Linked DNA regions of Homo sapiens: region 2 is linked to region 1. A link is an interaction called in ENCODE POLR2A ChIA-PET data of the cell type or tissue named here. Cell type or tissue: GM12878. All regions are shown on one strand.

Evidence for each region. Peaks named below come from ENCODE experiments on the same cell type or tissue, not always from the same donor. Only the 100,000 strongest peaks of a DNase experiment are listed, where the experiment ranks them.
Region 2: POLR2A ChIA-PET joins it to region 1 with 6 read pairs; 2 of 35 experiments call an interaction of 5 or more read pairs at or near these places.

The regions. Positions count from the first base shown.
Region 1 is chr22:33,471,182-33,473,681 of GRCh38, reverse strand. All of the region lies in intron 6 of LARGE1 (LARGE xylosyl- and glucuronyltransferase 1), which reads left to right. Among named protein-coding and RNA genes, the nearest start is that of MIR4764, 36 kb to the right of the region's middle. RefSeq lists enhancers at 1,028-1,097, 1,108-1,167, 1,308-1,387. In GM12878, no CTCF peak of the experiment used is centred here; DNase peaks (open chromatin) are centred at 731 and 1,101; H3K4me3 peaks cover 847 bases; H3K27ac peaks cover 2,500 bases.
Region 2 is chr22:33,385,154-33,387,653 of GRCh38, reverse strand. All of the region lies in intron 7 of LARGE1 (LARGE xylosyl- and glucuronyltransferase 1), which reads left to right. Among named protein-coding and RNA genes, the nearest start is that of MIR4764, 50 kb to the left of the region's middle. In GM12878, a CTCF peak has its summit at 1,166; a DNase peak (open chromatin) is centred at 1,158.

The sequences.
Region 1 (2,500 bases):
CCTGAGGTCAGGAGTTCGAGACCAGCCTAGCCAACGTGGTGAAACCCCACCTCTACTAAAAATACAAAAAATTGGTTGGGCATGGTGGATCACGAGGTCAGGAGTTCAAGACCAGCCTGACCAACAGGGTGAAACCTCGTCTCTACTAAAAAAATACAAAAATTAGCTGGGCATGGTGGTGGCATGTGCCCCTAGTCCCAGCTGCTCAGGAGGCTGAGGCGGGAGAATCACTTGAACCCGGGAGGCAGAAGTTGCAGTGAGCCGAGATAGTGCCACTGCACTTCAGTCTGAGCAACAGAGTGAGACTTCGTCTCAAAAAAATAAAAAAAATAAAAAATAAAAAGAACTACCCGGGCATGGTGGTGGGTGCCTTTAATCCCAGCTACTTGGGAGGCTGAGGCAGGAGAGTGGCTTGAACCTGGGAGCCGGAGGTTGCAGTGAGCCAAGATCACGCCATTGCACTCCAGCCTGGGCAATAAGAGTGAAACTCCATCTCAAAGAAAAAAAAAAAAAGAGAGATATGAAAAAGTGTAGGTTGTATCATTTTGAAAGTATCATGCATCTCAATATGTTAATACTCAGTAGAGTGGCTCGCTCATCCTCATTTGCCTGGAACTTTCCCAATTTTAGCATTAAAAGTTCTACATTCAGGAAACCCCTCAGTCCCAGGCAAGCCAAGATATTTGACCACCCCAGTGCTCTAGAAGACAGGACGAAATGATCTTGTGCAGGCATCAACAGAATTCCTTTACACATGACAGCTACAAATGCAGAAAGATACAGGTGCATCGTTTGATGACTCAGATGCTGCCAGCAGCACTGCTACTGGTATCATTACTTTACAAAATGACGAGCAGCTCTTGGTAAAATTCCAAACAAAGTGGAGTACGATCTTCCCTCAATTTACATGGTAGATGCTTTGCTAGAAAACTCAGCACATATTAAAATGTGCAGAAACACTCAGAGTTTAAATGTAAAATGTGGTTTAGATTTTATACATAGCTGCTTATTGACGTCTTTTTCACTAAAATGACTATCTGCTGAGACATTTGAAAGTCATGAGAGGCAAGGGACTATTGTGTGTGGTGTGGAATTTCCCTGTAGAGTGCAGAATGTTGATCATCCCTTGACCTCACCTCTAAATTTAGCCAATGGCATCCTCTAATTATAGCAACAACAAAAAACACCTGCAGAGGTTTCCAAAATACCCCACTAGGAATCAGTCCTGCTCTCATTGGAAACCACTATACTAGATATTTGAAAAGAAAGAAATACTCAAAAAGAGGTAAGCAACAGTAAGATCCTTTCTCTGGCATCCCTTTTTCTTTATCTCCTCTCCCTCTGCATGCCTGTCTCTCTCTTTGTCTCCTTCATCAGTACAAACTGTTGACATTTTCTCTGTGTATAACATCCTGCAAAGTGCTTGGGAAGGTCTGCAGGTAACTGCCATCTTTGCCTCCAAAGACCTTAAAGTATGCTTGAAAATATGAAACCAACCAGGAGAATCAGCTCAAAGTTAACCCATGGCACTAAATCAGGATTGCCTGCTCAGCTCCAGCTGTAACTGAATTGATTGGATGGTCTTCCCATTGTCTCCCCTGGCTCTCCACTGAGGCTCTACTCTTTTTTTTTGAGTCAGAGTCTCACTGTGTCACCCAGGCTGGAGTGCAGTGGTGTGATCTCAGCTCACTGCAACCTCCACCTCCCGGGTTCAAACAATTCTCCTGCCTCAGCCTCCCGAGTAGCTAGGATTACAGGCACCCGCCACCACGCCCAGCTAATTTTTGTATTTTTAGTAGAGACGGGGTTTCACCATATTGGCCAGGCTGGTCTCTTGGCCAGGCTGGTCTAGAACTCCTGACCTCATGATGCGCCCGCCTCGGCCTCCCAAAGTGCTGGGATTACAGGGGTGAGCCACCGCGCCTGGCCTCTCCCACTTATCTTTTATTGATCATAAGATCAGCCCAGTGCTTTCAGCCTCTTTTTGTACTTTGGCACCTGGGGAGGAGCTAAGGCCTACACCTCTCTGAGTGGAAGAGTTTCCTGGGCAGCCCTGTGTTTGGTCCCAACCAGTTATTCAGCATGGTCCATATTGGCATTATTTTGGGTGGGGCACAAGAGTTGGAAATAAGCAATAAATAAAATACAAAAAAATTCATGATGAGAGAGAAGAGACCATAAGAAATTAGTGAAGAGCCACATCGGAAAATTGAGCAGATGCTTTGCACATAAAAGCAACAGTTATAATAAGAGGTATTATTATTATAGTTGTTTTTGTACTTTGTGGGGTTGTTCGGGGCTTTCCAGAATCAATATCTTGTTGTTAGAAGAAAGACTGGGCTGAGTGTGGTGGCTCATGCCTGTAATCCTGGCATTTTGGGAGGCCAAGGTGGGTAGATCACTTGAGGTCAGGGGTTCGAGACCAGCTTGGCCACCGTGGTGCTAAAAATCTCTGCTAAAAATATATCTCAACTAAAAATACAAGTATGAGCTGGGCATG
Region 2 (2,500 bases), 86 kb after region 1:
TTAAAAGCATCAGTTCTCAGCTTGGTCACCAGAGACTCATAGGTTTATCCTGGACCTCTCTAGAGGCTTCAAAAATGTGCATTAATATATTTCATCATTGTTTCTAGTTTCCCACCATCCCCCCCCCCATTTTTTAATACATTGGAGCATCTATCCAACCTAATTATAATTCATTTTTGTAATAAGATTAATGAAATTCTTTCTTTCTTTTTTTTTTTTTTTTTTTTGAGACAGAGTCTCACTCTGTTACCCCCACTGGAGGACAGTGGTGCAATCTCAGCTCACCGCATCCTCCGTCTCCTGGGTTCAAGCTATTCTTGTGCCTCAGCCTCAGGAGTAGCTGGGACTACAGGCGTGCACCACCACACCCGGCTAGTTTTTTTGTATTTTTAGTAGAGGTGGGGTTTCGCCATGTTGGCGGGGCTGGTCTTGGACTCCTGACTTCAGATGATCTGTGCACCTTGGCCTCCCAAAGTGCTGAGATTACAGGCATGAGCCACCACACCTGCCCGCCCTTTTTTTGTTTTTTGTTTTTTGTTTTTTGTTTTTTGAGATGGAGTCTTGCTCAGTTACCTAGGCTGGAGTACAGTGGCACAATCTCGGCTCACTGCAACCTCCGCCTCCTGGATTCAAGCACTTCTCCTGCCTCAGCCTCCTGAGTAGCTGGGATTACAAGCACACACCACAATGCCTAGCTAATTTTTTTGTATTTTTAGTAGAGACGGGGTTTCACCATGTTGGCCAGGCTGGTCTTGAACTCCTGACCTCAAGTGATCCACCCACCTTGGCCTCCCAAAGTGCTGGGGTCACAGGTGTGAGCCACCATGCCCGGCTTCATTCATATTTTTGACTGGAATATATTTTCTTAAATCAGTCACCAGTGACTTACATCACTATATTCTCTTGGTTTGTAACTTTGTAAATGTTTCTTTTCTTTCTACCCCCCCCAACATTGTTTATCTGAGTAAAACAATCAGATAATACATTTATGGCGAACAATTTCCACTGTGTACCTTCCTCCCCAACTCCATATTCAGTGATATGATATTGCTAGCTTGAAATTAGCCATGATGGGAGTGTTTACACCTTGGCAATTGGCAAATGCTACAAATCCGGCCGTTTTTTTCCCCCAGAGAGCTGATGGTTAAACATTACCAGCCTACCACAAGAGTGCGCAACAGTTTTCTGAGCTGTGCAGGGCAAGTAGCATTTTTCTCATTTAACACTCATAGAAACTGAGAGTCAACAAAAGACAGATCTTGACCTGAGTCCCATGGCTCCAAAGTGACATTGCTGGGGCTCTAGTCTATGTGGTTGAGTGGAAGAAGCACTGGCCTTGGAATCACGCAGATCTGAGTTTGAATCTGACATAGCTACTTTTGAACAGTGAATTGACAAGTGTCCGATTTAGCCCCTCAGTTTCCTCACCTATAAAATAAGGATAACAAAATCTATCTTGTAGAGATCTCAGGGAGCATTAGGGGAAATGATACGTGATGTGCAAAAACCCTAACAAAGCACAAAGGACCTATGCAGCAGATCTAATTTGTCCTTCAGACTTACAAGTTCAGATCTCTGTGTATTAACCCAATCTTCCCATAGCCATATAGATACTATTTTTTTTCCAACTCCACCTGGCCAAACACCTTTCACTAAATGGTGAATATATCTTTTCTCCAAATATGTGCCACTGGAATAAGTAAAGAGGCTTAGAGTTGACATTTGTATGTGATTTGGGGAAATCAGTTTCTTTCCTAGAGTCTTGGAAATGCAGGTGCTAGGTTTCAACTAAGATCATTTTTCAACTGCCTTGAGTCTTCCCCACTGACCATTCTGCTGAGCTAAGCATCCTGAAGAGGATTGATTTGGGGGCCTCTGGGTGCTACAGTTCCACCCACCAAATTGACTGCAGTGGCCTGCAGGGAAATTCTCTCGGCTTTTTGTGTTCCGTGCTCAGGGCTTTTTCTGCTTGCTCTAACTGACCTGATGGTAGATAGTTGCTTCTCAGCCATTCAGCTAAGCCTAAGTGTATTTTTCTTTTTTAGATTTTAACTGATGTATTTATTTTTTGCCTGAATAATATGTTTAGTTGTTTTAGCTTTTTTTTTTTTTTTTTTTTTTTTTTTGAGACGGTGTCCTGCGCTGTCGTCCAGGCTGGAGTGCCGTGGCACGATCTCAGCTCACTGCAACCTCCACCTCCCAGGTTCGAGTGATTCTCCTGCCTCAGCCTCCCAAGTAACTGGGATCACAGGCATGCACCACCACACCCAGCTAATTTTGCATTTTTAGTAGAGATGGGGTTTCACCATGTTGGCCAGGCTAATCTGACCTCAGGTGATCCACCCACCTCCCCTCCCAAAGTGCTGGGTTTACAGGCATGAACCACCACCACACCCGGCTGTTGTTTTAGCGTTTTAAAAAACACAAAAGGATATAGACAAGGGGAGTTTCCCTCCCTAAACAACCCTCCATTCACCCAGGTCCCTTCCGCAGAAAGTAA